Linked DNA regions of Homo sapiens: all the other regions are linked to region 1. A link is a loop called in an ENCODE intact Hi-C map of the cell type or tissue named here. Cell type or tissue: Caco-2. All regions are shown on one strand.

Region 1 (5,000 bases):
TTAGTAGAGATAGGGGTCTCCCTGTGTTGCCCAGGCTGGTCTTGAACTCCTGGCCTTCACGGATCCTCCCACCTCGGCCTTCCAAAGTGCTGAGATTACAGATATGAGCCACCATGCCCAGCCATATTGTCTTTTTAATCTTGATGACTCAGTAAGGTTGTCAATATTGGTGTACCGTTTCCATTTTATTTATTTATTTATTTAAATTAAAAAAAAAAAATTTTTGAGATGGAGTTTTGCTCTTGTTGCCCAGGCTGGAGTGCAATGCCGCGATCTCGGCTCACTGCAACCTCCGCCTCCCAGGTCCAAGCGATTCTCCTGCCTCAGCCTCCTAAGTAGCCGGAATTACAGGCCCCCCACACCACAACCGGCTAATTTTTTGTATTTTTAGTAGAGATGGGGTTTCACCATGTTGGCCAGGCTGGTCTCAAACTCCGGCTGCCCCAGCTTCCCAAAGTGCTGGGATTACAAGAGTTAGCCACCATGCCCAGCCAGTTTCCATTTTGTAGTTTAGGAAACTTAAAATTAAGTTATTTTTCTAAGGTCACAAAGCTGGTAGAATCAAAACTAAAACTCAAGTTTTCTGGGTGCTGGTTCACAGTAGTGGAAGAACATGAGCTTTAGAACAGGTTAGACCTAGGTTCAAATTCCAAATTCCATCTACTAGCTGGCTGTATGTTTTGAACAAGTTAATAAATATCTGAAATCTTTTGTCCCACATTGGCTAACAATGCCTACTGTACTGTCTTGTTGGAGGAATGAGTAAGATGATGTAGGTTATGTGCCTAGTATATAGAAGGTGTTGGGAAATGTTACATCACAGAGAGGAGGAGAGGACTGTAAAATGTTTGCTGGCAACTGCTCTGGGAAAAATCCTTCCAGGAATGATTGGAACCCAGCATGGGGAATGGGGTCACTGTCTTGGTGGAAAGGGTGGGAGATGAAGAGGAGGAAAGAGGAGGTGGTGTGGACAAGCCCTCCTATGGGGAGGTGAGGGAGGCCCCACATTCCCAGAATAGGGACCTGTGTGCTTCCTCTTTTTATCCCTCCAAAGTTCTTGAGCACTAGGTCAGAATTTAATGCACCTGCCTCTCATTCGTTATGAATAGACAGTTGCAATTCCTGGGACTGTTGGAGGTGATGGGTTTATTCTCAGAAATCTTAAAAAGGCATTTTCTGGGCACCTGAGCAAACACAAAATTATCCTGTGGAATGAGCAAGCTTCGAACGCTGAGACCCTGGGGCATCTGAAGGACCAGCTAATAACCATGTGCTAAGCAGTGTGTATTCCTAAGTTCCTCAGCTCTGCTTTTTAAAACCCCCCACCCCCCGTGCTCTGACTTGACCAAATGGTCTTCCCTCAGTGGGGTGTGTGGAAAGCAGCTGCTATGGGAATGCACAAACCTGGGATCTGCTCTCAGCTTTGTCCTTTACTTGCTGTGTGACTTTGACCAAATCACTTCCCCTCTCTGGGCCTGGGTGTCCTCAGCTATACAATGAAGAAGCTGAACTAGATGGTCTCCACAAGATGTCTTCCAGCTGGAAATTAAATTTTCGTATAATGATTCCTGCTTCTCCAGTGCCCCTTTCTCTTTCAGCTCCACTAGCTGTTACCTCCCCACAGGGTTGTGCTGTGTGCTGCCTCTGGGCCACATCCCAGGCATGCAGTGATGGCCCATGTCCAGGGTTCCTTCCCTATGAGGGTCTGGCTCCTGGCCTGCAGGGTCTGCCAAGACACCCTGACTTCATGCAGATTACATTTTTGTCTTTTCTAAAAGTGAAAGACGAAAAGGTTGCCTGAGTTTGCCCAGGGTGGAGACAGCCTGACCTGGAGTCCTCACAGAGCCCATCCTGGCCCCTGGGAATCCACTGGAACAGGCCTGCAACCCCTCGCCTCAGGATTAAACCTGAGGGCCCACTTCTGGGGACTGAAGGTCAGGAACCTGTGAGTCTCAGCATTAGCCCTTGACAGCCCCTTAGAAGGGTCACCAGCTTTAAGGGAAGGAAGAGTGCTTATCAGGACAAAGAGGGGCCCTCAGTTCCAGCAGGGCCAGCTGGTCTGGCCCAAGACAGGAGGATTAAACAGAATTCTTGGATGTTCAATGCGGCTCCATGGGGACCTCTAGCGGCTGTTTTGTCGAACTGCGGTCTCCAGCCTTCCCAGCCTCAGGACATTCCACACCTGGATGGATACTAAGTAATACCAATAACCAACATCTATCCTAGGCAGCGTCCCTGATTCACAGAGGGGAACCTCTTGAGGAGCACTTGCCTAAGGCCACCTGGCTAAGTGGTTGAGCAGGAATTTGAACGCTGCCGCTTGACTTCAGAGTTCATACTGCCTGCCCTCAAAGATGTGAGTGTGCTCCTCATGAAAACCTGGTGTTTTCCAGCACATGGCACTTGCCAATTCTATACGATGCACCTCTAAAACAAGTGAGAAGACATCTCTTCAAAGGACCCATGTGCCACCAGCAGTTGAGGGGTCACCGGATTCTTGGAGACAGAGCTAGGTTGAAGGGATGGGTCTGACACGTGTAAACTTGCCCAAGGTAACCATTTGCGAATCCAACCTCCTCCACGAAATAAAAATAAAGAGTGTCCTGCCTATCTCTAGGGCTTGTTGCAAGAGTTAGCTGAAACGCCACGATTGAACATATTTTATAAAATTAAGTAATTTGACGATTATAACTTTTATTTTTGTGAAAACAACCTGTAGTTACCAACCGATATTTGAAGCTAAAGAAAAAAAATGCAACCAGTATTTATGGAATGTTTGATATATTGGATAGTGTTCTGTGTACTTTTTACGTATTAGCTCGAACTTTTTCCTACAAACCAGGGAGGCAGGTCCTATTTTTATTCTCCATTTTACTGATGAAAACCCTGCAGCCCACACAGGGGAGGCACCTTGTCCATGATGAAATAGTGATGGAACGAGGATGTGTTCCTATGCAGCCCCACTGCAGAGCCACTGTGCTTGATTTTGACACTTACTCTGCTGTTCTTCAAGGATACATTCCAGTCTCCCAGAGAGGATGCAATGAGGACCCCCAGAGCTTGAGGATGCCTCTTCTACTGGCCCTAACAAGGATCACTGCTGTGTCAGGCACTGTGCTAAGTGATTTGTGGACATTTTTGCTAATCTGTACTCCCACCTGTGAAGTATTGCCCTTGCTTTACAGATGGGGTCTAAGGCTCTGAGAAGTAGAATGATTTGCCCAGGGCCACGTGCAGCAAGTGCACAACTAGCTCAGAACCCAGTGCTCTCGCAGCCGAACCGCTCCTAACCTCCGCTATACTGCTCCTGCTTGGCTGCTCCCCCCATCCATCCACCGGTGGGGCCCCCCACAGCCCAGGGCTCCCTTGGGCTCTGTTCACACTCTTTTTGCCCTCTCTGGGATTCCATGCATAGGAAGCAAAAACTTCTAAAGTAAGAAATGGCCCGAAAGCCAGGTGCCACCAACCCATAAAGTGTCATTTTTAGGAAAGATGCCCTTTGGGGTGATGCTGCTCACACCAGGACAAAGGCATGAGCTCAGGCTGGGTTTCAGCCCCTGCTTCCCTGTCAGCTGGGGCCTTTGTGCAGGATACAACCTGCAAAAGCGTGTCGTAAAACCACAGTCCAGAGCAGGAATGGACTAGAAACCATTGAGGATAAATCTTCTTGCGTGGGTGGGCCTGGGAGTTATCAAAGGAGGAAAGGTTTGGGATGAACAAAGCAGCCTTATCATTTATTCTCTTCCAAACACAATTACTATAAGCTGAATTGTTTTCCCCCAAATTCATATGTTGAAGCCATAACCCACCCTATGATTGTATCGGGAGGTAGAGTCTTTAGGAGGTAGTTAAGGTTAGGTGAGGTTGGAAGGTTGGGGCCCTGATCTGACAGGACTGTGGTCTTAGAAGAAGAGGAAGAGAGAGGCCAGGCGTGGTGGCTCACGCCTGTAATCTCAGCACCTTGGGAGGCCGAGGCAGGTGGATCAAGAGGTCAGGAGATCGAGACCATCCTGGCAAACACAGTGAAACCTCATCTCTACTAAAAATACAAAAAATTAGCCAGGCGTGGTGGCGGGCGCCTGTAGTCCCAGCTACTTGGGAGGCTGAAGCAGGAGAATGGCGTGAACCCGGGAGACGGAGCTTGCAGTGAGCCGAGATAGCACCACTGCACTCCAGTCTGGGCGACAGAGCGAGACTCCGTCTCAAAAAAAAAAAAAAAAAAAAAAAAAGAGGAAGACAGAAAGAGATCTCTCTCTGCCATGTGAGGAAACAGCAAGAAGGCGGCCGTCTGCAAGCCAGGAAGAAAGCCCTCCCCAGAACCCACTCTTGCTGACACCCTGATCGCAGATGTCCAGCCTCTAGAACTGCGGGAAATAAATACCTGCAGTTTAAGCCACCCAGTCTATGGTATTTTGTTCTGGCAGCCTGGGCAAACTAAGACAAAGATAAATCCCAGGGTCACAGATGACTCTTGGCAACCAAATAGGAGAGTTTGTGTTGACCGACTCTGGGCATGCATATAATGTGCTGAATTCCCCTTCTCAGAGCAGCCGTAAAGAGAGAGAGGAGACTGTGTCTTGGTTAAGCTGCTCTGCCCTCATTCCATGCTCAAAAGCGTATTTGAGCAGCGTCTATACATCAGGCTTTGGGAACAGAACAATGAGACATAGTCCGCCAAATCTGAAAAATCAAAGACATGATAATTAACTCACTTCGAAATCCCTTGCTTCCTCATGGAACGTTTGTGGCAGAGTTGCTCAGCGTGCCCACAAGACAGATGTCTCCATCCAAGCCTGTAATGTGGAATGCCATTCCTTAATGGAGGCTGATGTCTGGGGTGCCAAGCAAAGTCTCCTTGAGATTTGCCAAGTGCTTGGGATTAAATGTGCCTTCACTGAAACAAATCACTTCATTCTAAGTCACACAGCAAGTTGGAGGTCCAACCTCCATCTTCCACTATATTCACTAAAGTACAAAGTCTGTAAGCAAAACGTTTGTTA
Region 2 (5,000 bases), 190 kb before region 1:
AATTTATGTTCAGCATGAAGAAACAGTCAAAGCTGAGATGGGGGAAGAAATCTGTCCTAAATGTCTCTAATTCCTTCAAAAGATTTCCATTATGTCATCTGATTTCTAGATCTTTTATCTTTTAGTCATTCACAGAATTAGACAGTATTCCAATTCTTCAGACTTCATTGCAGCCATTACCATTACCTTTTGCTTATTATTATCTTTGAAAACTTACCATTGGCTTATTATAATTATTTTTATAATGCAGGTAAAAAGGATATTTAAATATATTTTAATATAAATGTTAATATATTTAATCAGATTTTCTGATACTTGTTTTGTAATGTGAAAAGTTGTTTTAAAGCAGCTGACTCATCTGTTGTAATGAATTTACAGTCAATTAACTGTCTTTTTTTCATCTGAATTATGATAGATAGATCCAAGGCTTCCCTATCCTGTCCTTTTTCACTTGCTTTTTTCATTTGAATTGAAAGGGGAGAGTTCCCTGACCCCCCTTGCAGGACATGCGACAGGGAGTGGCTCATATGTTTGGCTGCCCACACTCAAACCTCTTAGAGGAAGGGAAGCACACAGACTGGCAGGTGCAGGAGTTATGGTAAGCACTTTCTGGGCTCTGGCCACATGATAGTGTCTAGGGGTGGGTGTCTGCAACTCCCAAAGCCCAAGTGGGCACATGTTTCAGTGCACTCTTTTAGCCTTGCCATCTACAGACAGCTTAAGTGTTAGCTCAGTGATCCTCTTGGTACCCAAGTCCTTGTGCGGCGTCCAGGAAGAATCAGGTCACACATGGACTTGAAGGATGAATTCAGGGGTTTTGTTGAGCGGTGGAGGTGGCTCTTAGCGGGATGGATGGGGAGCTGGAAAGGGAATGGAATGGGAAGATGATCTTCCCCTAGAGTTTGGCCATCCAGCAGCTGATTTCCTCTTTGACCACCCCCAGTCGAATTCCTCTCAACATTCAGACATTCCTTCTCTTCTCTCTGCCACACCATTCTGCTGTTCTTCTGCTCTACTGTTCATGTCTTCTGGAGCCTGGGGTCTGGGGGTTATATGGAGCCACGATAGTGGGGTATGGCAGGCCAAAAGGCAACTTTTGGGCGCAAAAACAGAAATACCTGTTCCCATTTAGGACCATGGGTTTCCAGGCTTGAGGGTGGGGCCTTTGCTGGGGAACCACCCTCTTCTACCCAGTATTTCCCTGTCTCCTGTTCATATCAAAATGATTTTTCCCCAGGATAGTATCACTATATTTCAGGCAAATGAAAAGTCAAAAGAAATTTGTTAATGTAACCTAATATACATAAATACAATAGTATTTTTGGAATAATATTTATGGGCTTGTATTCCAAAAATACTGTCATCCAAAGTTCCTAGTAACCAGTGATGTTATTAATTCTTTGGGATTTACTAGTGCTATGGCTGGTATTAGGACATTATATGCTCATTTATATTCATAAAAGAGCATGATCAGATATCATTTTCTCCAAGATGAAGAGAAAGAATCCTGAAAGACCAGGGTACCAGTGAATAGACTTGCTATTCTTCATAGTAATTTAACAACTTGATGCCTTGAACCAGCACTAGTTTTGGAAATAATTTCCAGATAAAATACCAGTGTTTTCCAGAAAAGCCTCAAAATAGACCTCAATATAGTTCTTGTTAAACCAGAATGGAGCATTTGCAAATTTCAGACACTTAAGGATTATTTTCCTTTTGAACTTACGTTTATCCAGAGGCCATTTTTAATATTCTTACTGCTTTTATTATTATTTTAAAATTTATTACATATTTTATTGTGTAGACTACATTCTGCCCTGGCCAAGCTGCTCTTATAAGCCTGAGAGTAGAAATACTAATTTTGTTTGGAGTACCTTTATAGCTAATTTTTAATTAGTGGGTCATTGAAAGTGGCTGAAGCATTTCCAGAGAGCCTCAGGAGCTCAGTGAAGGATCTTGGTGGTTTAGAAGCAAATACCAAACACCTGTAGGAAAGATAGACCTCCCTCTAGTGTTTGATTTAATAGATGTCAGTTACAGGATATGGCTTCTACAAGATTCTGATCAGTACGTATTGAGAAACTTGCCCTGGCTCTGCCCACTGGTGCACATGGGGATTTTAAAACTTTAGGTCAGGGGTGGGGGTCAAGGGGGAGAAGGGCGCTATAATTACTGAAGCTGTGCGAATAGGAAGTGACATCTGAATTAAGATTATACTTTTGTTAAATGACTGAATAAGCAATTGATCTTTTTGCCATGAGGTAACCCAGTAACAAATTTAGAATTTTAAAGGTAGTATCCATTTTTGTTCATTACTAATAGAAATTGAGAACATTAAAGAGAGGGTTTGTTTCTAAAATGCTGTTTTCAGTACAGATTATTAGAGATTGTCTATAATTTTCTCCCTTAGAGAGCAGCTTAGTTTTATTTCATGTTACTTTTTTCATTTTTTTTCCTAACAGATATTAAAGAATTTTTGGTATAAAAGAATTTTCCAGCCATGTTATACTTTACATCTTGCTTGAAGCCAAAAACTAGACTACATTATTCTTTCAATTAGATCCATTATATAACATCCTGGCATAGAGCAATGGCAATAGAAGCCAGGGGTCAATTTTTTTTTTTTTTTTTTTTTTTTTTTTTTTTTTTTTTTTTTTTTTTTTTTTTTGAAGGAAGGAAAGGGAGTAATTTAAAATGAATACTTGTATTTGCCTCGGGGCTGGGAGAGATGTGGTAGCATTCTCTGAGTAGGAACTGTACTGTTGGGGAGTAGACTTGACAATGAGATGATGAAACATTTCAGCACTGAAAATGTTGTACTTGGGGTGCCTTGTGGTGCTTGCAGGTGAAGATGTGGGCAATTGAAGATAGAGATAGGTTCCTGAGGAGAGGTGTAAGAGTCTTTAACAGGGAAATGCTACGGGGAGGAGAGTGGAATCAGCCAAGAGGACCAAGGACGGAGCTCTTCTAAGGTGTTGAAAGGGCTGGTAGAGGAAGAGGAGCCCATGCCTTTGTTGTCGAATAGGATGGACACTGACTGCATGTGGCTCTTTAAATTTAAATTAAATTAAATTAAATTAAAAATTCAATTCCTCAATCATACTAACCACATTTCTAGTGTTCAGTAGCCACGTGTAGTTAGTGACTACCATATTGGCCAGTACATATAATAGAACATTTCCATTATCACAGAAAGTTCTATTGGACAGTGCTTAAGTAGACTAAGAAATAACAACCATGGAGATCAGATGTGAATCAGACCAGTGAGCTCATGGAGTTAGCATTTAGTGTGGTCAAGTCCTGCCATAGGAGCCTTAAAATGTGACCCTTGAATTTGACAATTAGTTACTGTGGGCCTTTTAAAGATTTTAGTTAAGTGGTTTGGAAAGAAATTGCTGTGGTTAAGAAAGTGAATGGTTGTGTAAAGGGAATGATAAATGTAAGCAACTCTTTTCATGGAAGCTCTATATGGGGCTATATATATGTATCATAGTGGTTAAGAGCTCAGACCCTGAAATCAAACCCCATGGATTCATATCTTGCTCCTTTCACTTGCTAGTTGTGTTACCTTAGGCAAGTTACTTTTTTCATGTTAGAGTTTTTCTTAGCTGTAAGATGGAGATAAATAATAATCCATCTCATAGTCTTGTTGTATACACGGAAAGCAAGTAGGTATGTGGCACAGTCCATTCACTATCAGTGTTAGCTATCTATTAGGAGGAAGGGGAGGATGATAGAGAAGGAAAGAATGGGAGGGGACGTTAGAAGGGCCTCCTAGTGAAGCAATTTGAATATGTTTAGATGCTAAGGGAAAAGAGCCAGTGTAGGAGGGGAGTGGCAAAGAAAGAACAGATGATGCAGCCATAAAAAGGAATGAGATCGTGTCCTTTGCAGGGACATTGATGAAGTTGGAAGCCGTCATCCTCAGCAAACTAACACAGAAACAGAAAACGAAACACCACATTTTCTCACTCATAAGTGGGAGTTGAACAGTGGGAACACATGGACACAGGGAGGGGAACATCACATACCAGGGGTGAGGGTGAGGGGAGGGAACTTAGAGGACGGGTCAATAGGTGCAGCAAACCACCGTGGTACACGTGTACTTATGTAACAAGCCTGCATGTTCTATGTATCCCGGAACTTAAAGTAAAATAAATAAATAAGAAAGAACAGATGAGTCAGGGATCCATTTTTGAGGAGAGGGGAGGTGTTGGGTTTCAGAGCACGTGGTGGCTGAAGTAGCCTAAAGTAGAAGATTCCTTTTTTTGTTGTTTTTTAGGTGAGAAATGGGAGAGTAAAGGAGATAAAGACAGATTCAGATAGTAAGTTTTCAGGTAGAAGGGAATGTAAGAAAGCAGTCTAGAGAGGATTAGGAACAGTCAATTAGGGATTTCCTTGTGATACAGGGAAAACAAAACTGGGAATAGAATGCAATAAACAAGTCTAGGATTAAAATAAACACTATCAGCAGGATTTGTAGCAAAGTGTCATAATCCAAGTTAGGAAGGCTGACATCAGATAAACTCAGAAGGTAAAGAGCATTCATTGTGTTTCTGAGGAAGGCAGGAAGCTGCTACCGTTTAACTGGCTCACATCCTACAGGGAAAGATGAGCAAGGGAGCCTCTGACTAGGTTGAGAGGCAGAACAGAGATGGAGCAAGGTCAATGTTTGGTAATTTTCTCCACCAACAAAAATATTAATAAGATTTTAGGATATTAAAATAAGGTCTGTCTTTCTGGTTTTCTTGGTCTTCAAATATATTTCATTTATGTTCAATATTTAAGTTATTTGAAAAGTCTCAACAGCTGGTAAGTCATAAGACACTTATTTTTCTACAATTAAGAATAAAGTTAAGAGCCTGGAATAAGTGGCTCACACCTGTAATCCCAACACTTTGGGACATCAAGGCATGAGGATTCCTGGAGCCCAGGAGTTGAAGACTAGCCTGGGCAACATAGTGAGACCCGCATGTCTACAAAAAAAAAAAAAAAAACTT
Region 3 (5,000 bases), 470 kb before region 1:
TCCCAGTTACTCAGGAGGCTGAAGCAGGAGAATTGCTTGAATCTGGGAGGCGGAGGTTGCAGTGAGCTGAGATCGTGCCATAGCACTCCAGCTTGGGCAACAAGAGCAAAACTCTGTCTCAAAAAAAGAAAGAAAAGAAAAAAAGAAAAAGAAAGAAAGAAAGAAAGAAAGATGGGGACATTGAGGCCCAGAGAGGACACTTGCTCATAGGTACTGGCAGAGCTGGGACTAGATCTCAGCTCTTATAACTCCAGATCCTGTGCACTCTCCACCAGCCCATATGAGCTCCTTCTGCCACTAATTCATTTGTGCCATTTTGGGAAAATCCTCACTTCCCCTCGACCTCAGTGTTCCATTCTGTAAAATTAGTGGACTACAAACCTGTTCTGTAAAGGGCCAGGTGGCAATATTTAGGCTTCGCAGACTACATATTGTCTTTGTTGCTGCTACTTTTTCTCTTTAAATAGTATGTTAGAAATGTAAAAACAGTCTGTGGGCTGGATTTGGTCCTAGTTTGCCTACCCCTGAACTAAGTGATCTCTGAAGCCTTCCACTCTTAACTTCTTAGTAATGTTCTTTCTGGGTTCAGCACCATCCTCCTCCTGTGCTTTGCAGATAACGTGCAGTTGCCATAAGCACGGGATGATGGGCGGAAGCAGTTGCCATAAGCACGGGATGATGGGCGGACCCACAGGCAGCAGTAAAGTTATGTGCAGGGTGAAGGATGAGGACTGAGGGGACTCGAGCAGGCAGAGGGCGCAGAGGTAAGGAGAGGGAAGCCCATAGACTGGAGGTTACCCAGAACGGCAGCCACCCTCATCTCACAACCCCAACCCGATTCCCTGGATTTCTGGGAAGCTTAAGCCTGTGCCTTTCACTCAGCATTGTCAAGATACCATTGTGGAGCTGGGTTCATTCTACAAACCTCACTGGGTGCCTACTGTGTGTCTGACAATGCTGGGCACTTGGAGGACACAGTGGGTGGGTCAAGGAATCTAGTGGGGGCAAAAGACAAGTAGCTGAACAATGACCAGACAGGAGGCAAGGCTGCTGGGGCAGATAAGGCCTAAAACAGCCCCAAACCCAAGATCAGCTGTGACGTGAAGGAAGCATGACAGTAAACAAGGCCAGTGGTGGAGGTGGGAGTGGTGGTCGGAGAAAGAGGTGATGGTACTCCAGGCAGAGTGAACAGCATGTGCAAAGGCTCAGAGGCAAGAAGCAGCATGAAGCATGCTTGAGACTTCAGGTCGTGTCCTTGGAGGTGAGAAGGGGAGGACACACAGTGGAGAGGGTTGCTCCTGGAATCCCTAGGTGGCAAGCCTGTCTCCTCTGCGTCTTTCTTTTCACATCCCCTTGGATGGCTTGCTCGCTCAATAAACAGTGCTGCCCATTCTATAATCCAGGTGCACGGTCGCTGAGCATCAGGAGTGCATTCTGATCTCGGCCCCACCCGGCAGCTGCTGAGAGAAACCCTTCCACACACACCACTCCCCTCTAGCCCAGCAGCCACAGTATTTCCTCTTGGAAAGAGCCAGGCTATTGTTGGGTGTGCCCAACATCTCCTGCTGCCATAGTGAGGGCTGGCCAGGTGTGGGGCGAGCATGAGGGAAATTAGAGGCCCTCCCTGATTGTCACTTTCCCTTGGATGGTTCCTAAACATAAGAGGTCCAAAGTTCAAGGCCGGGCCTCATCTATCCTGCACCAGACCCTGGGACTGGAGCAGTGTGGGGAGGGGGAGTCTGCGGCTTAAGGACCACTCTTACCAGCAGCCAACAAGCAGGTCCCCGGGGAACAAGAGAAGGTGAACACCACTTCCCAGAGGACCCCTAGGATGGGCTTGCTGAGCCAAGCTTTATCTCTTGAGCTTTTCAGAGGTACGGGAGCATCCCTCTCCACGCATCCAAACCATTCAGCCTTTTCCCAGGAATGCCTTGAATCGGAAGCAAAGGCTTTATTCCACAATTGGAGAGCGGGCAAAACACCAATCCCACCTGAGGAGTCCCAGGTGTCCCCAAAGTCACACCAAGTGTGCATGACTGACAGTAGAGCCTTTCTACAACCAGGTTTCTTTGGGATAAAAGACAAAAAGGGAAGAAAAGTAACTGAGGCCTACTGGCATCTACAGAGCACTCAAAGGCATCCGAATGCATCCAAAAACTGTTATAGCTTTGCTGAAACCACCATTTTCTAAGGGAAAACTGCTGAAAGCAAATCCTTAATTCTCTCCAGAGGCAGAGGTACAGACAATGGCAAAGAAGTGACCAGCCACTCCCAAAGAGATCAGCCTTAGGGCGGAATGTGTCAGTTCCCAGCCCCTAAACCCTCTGGCCTCACCCAGGAACCCCTGCTCTCACCCTGTCCAGATCCCTCACTAAGGTCTCTCCCCTCAGCCTTCCACCGTCAAAAACAGGTAGGACCTCCGATCAAACAGATCTTTAACAGATCAAATCGTCCTTCCACACATGTGGGGCCCGTGAGACCTCCGGGGGACTCGGTATATTATCAGTCTTACCTCCCCAGCAGAATGCAGATGTTACCTGAATATTCACTGGAGGAGCAGTGATAGGGAGGGAGGGGAAACGGAACCAGTCGGGTGCCAAGGCCTCTCCGAAGCCTGCGACTCCCGCTACAGACGTCAGGGGGCGCCAGAGGCCGGAGCACCGGGTCCCCGGTCCCGGAGCCCCAGTTTTCCCAGCCGAAACCGAGACTGAGACCACGCGTGCTGCCCCGAGGCGCGGGCTGAGGGGCCGCCGGGCTGGGAGCTTCATGCTCGCCTCGGTTTACTGAGGTCATCCAGCCCCAGTGGGCTGGCTGCCTTAAAATAGCCTAGCTGCAAAGCCATTAGGAAAGAAAACGTGTGTGTGAATGTTTATATATGTTTTTATTTATGTTTATATATGTTTATATGTATATAATTTAAACTTGTTTCTTCGAGTGCATTAAAAAAATGGGCTCTTTCTTTTCTCTGTGTTTTTTGTTTGTTTGCTTGCTTGCTCGCTTGCTCGCTTGTTTGTTTTGAGGCCGGTCTCTGTCACCCAGGTGGGAGAGCAGCGGCTCGATCACGGCTCATTGCAGCCTCGACCTCCCCAACTCAAGAGATCCTCCACCTCAATTTATTTATTTATTTATTTATTTATTTATTTTGTAGAGAGGAGGTCTGGCTATGTTGCTCAGGCTGGTCTCCGCCTCGGCCTCCTAAAGTGCTGGGATTACAGGCTTGAGCTACCGCACCCGACCCTTCTTCTTTTTTAAAAAAGTAAAACATTGGTTTCACCGAGTTCCATAATCTCAGATTAAATTTGTATCCTTCTGGCTGGCCCTGGTTGGGAGGAAGAGGGATCAGCATTTATATAATGCTTATGTGGAGGATTTCGGGGGAGTGTGCATTAATACTTCCATTGCCCAAAGGAAATGAGACCTATTTAAGGGACCCCTAACATACATATGTACGTGTGTGTATGGGATGTCTATTGTAGTATTGTTCATACAAAAAAATGTTAACAGCCTGAATATTCATCAGTATGGAACACTTGAATAAATCATGGTACCTCCGTGTGATGGAATGTATGCTGTTAATCGGTAGATCTGCATGTGCCGATCTGGAGAAATGCGCATGAAACAAGGTTAGAAAGAAAAAACGCAGAGTGATCTTTATAACATGATTCCATTTTTTTTAAAGGAAAGAAAGGAAAAGAGAAAAGTATGCAAGAGTGTGTGTGTGTTGAAAGGACATGAGGAAAATATGGAATACCTACCTGTGTTGCCATTGGCTACCTCTCTAGGGGGTAGGGTGGAAGGAGACCTTAGTTATTCTTTATACAATGCGAGTTTGCATAGTTGTATAGTTGGACCCACTATAATGCTTTCAAAACGTCAGGCAACCACCTTATGCAATAAAAATATCTTAATTATTAATTAAATTAAATTTTAAAATAAATTTAATTTAAATTAAACATATTAATTAAAAATAAAATGCAATCAATTATGTAAAAGGAAGAGGGAAAAAAGATCTTTGTTTTGGTTTAAAGCATTGCTACCTCCCAGCAGTGGTGCCATTTCTTATATTGGACATAGACTAAGTGCTCATTAAATAACAGTTATTTTCCAATAACGATTTGACTTTGAGTCAGTTCCTTCCTTTCTCTGGGCTTCATCTACAAAATGAGGATATTAAAGTAGATGATCTTTCAGATCCTTCCCAAACTATAAATTCCAATAATAAGTCATTCCTATGAAAAGAATGTTATCTTGGGACACATTTCAAAGGGAGCAGAACCTGACTGATGGAGTATCTGTTGAGGGATGGGGGTGAGCAGATGGTGGCATGAAGAATTTCTGCTGGGTAGCCAAAGTTACGGCAGGGAAAGATATAAGAGAATCATGATGTGGCCCCCTGAGCACCCAATTAAGGCACAATGAGTCTTTGCAATAGGATTTAAGATTTTCCTTTATCTTTGTAATAAGTGTGGTATGAAAAAGAGGAGCTGGTATGGAGGAAAGGACACCGACAGAGCAAGGGACCACTCCAAGTCGGCCTTCTCTGTCCTCGAGACTGTTGGCCATTGGCGGAGAACTCAGAATAGTGTTTAGTTCCAAAGGGAGGAGCGGTCCCTCTGCTGAAGACAGCCTGGACGAGGTGAGGAGTCTTAGCTCCTTGTTGCTGCCTCTGGCTTCGTCTCAACACCTGGGCTCTTCTCCCTGTGCTGCCACCTGCCCACCCTCTTCCTACAACTCCTGAAAGACATGAAGACACTCACCGAGGACCAACAGGCGGACACGTGACTTGGTGTTGCCCTCCAGGTCTGACATCAGCGAGACAGAACACTCGTAGGTGCCGTTGTCAGCCATGGTCAGCTGATCAATGGTGATGGAGGCATCGGACTGCTCAGCATTGTTGGATATGCTGACGCGATTCTTATAAAGCTCACCATGGATGTAGTTTTTGTTTGAAAACGGCCAGATGACCACCCTTTCCTGGAGAGAGAAGAAATGGCACCAGG

The links. Hi-C counts contacts between places; a loop is a spot of excess contacts. Peaks named below come from ENCODE experiments on the same cell type or tissue, not always from the same donor. Only the 100,000 strongest peaks of a DNase experiment are listed, where the experiment ranks them.
Region 2: it touches region 1 in a loop (4-fold over the local background); 2 of 110 quality-filtered maps call a loop at or near these places.
Region 3: it touches region 1 in a loop (29-fold over the local background); 95 of 110 quality-filtered maps call a loop at or near these places.

What each region holds. Positions count from the first base shown.
Region 1 is chr1:167,531,859-167,536,858 of GRCh38, forward strand. LOC107985224 (a long non-coding RNA gene) reads right to left here and starts at 3,937. Exons shown (of 2, transcript XR_001738279.2): 1 at 1,405-3,937. It also overlaps the pseudogene AKR1D1P1. In Caco-2, a CTCF peak has its summit at 2,117 (motif pointing left); DNase peaks (open chromatin) are centred at 878 and 2,113.
Region 2 is chr1:167,341,019-167,346,018 of GRCh38, forward strand. All of the region lies in intron 2 of POU2F1 (POU class 2 homeobox 1), which reads left to right. Among named protein-coding and RNA genes, the nearest start is that of POU2F1, 120 kb to the left of the region's middle. In Caco-2, a CTCF peak has its summit at 1,987 (motif pointing left); no DNase peak of the experiment used is centred here.
Region 3 is chr1:167,064,165-167,069,164 of GRCh38, forward strand. GPA33 (glycoprotein A33) reads right to left here. Exons shown (of 7, transcript NM_005814.3): 3 at 4,758-4,974. GPA33-AS1 (GPA33 antisense RNA 1) reads left to right here. Exons shown (of 6, transcript XR_922249.3): 6 at 616-752. Among named protein-coding and RNA genes, the nearest start is that of GPA33-AS1, 14 kb to the left of the region's middle. RefSeq lists silencers at 488-782, 4,858-5,000. In Caco-2, a CTCF peak has its summit at 2,651 (motif pointing right); a DNase peak (open chromatin) is centred at 2,687; H3K4me3 peaks cover 169 bases.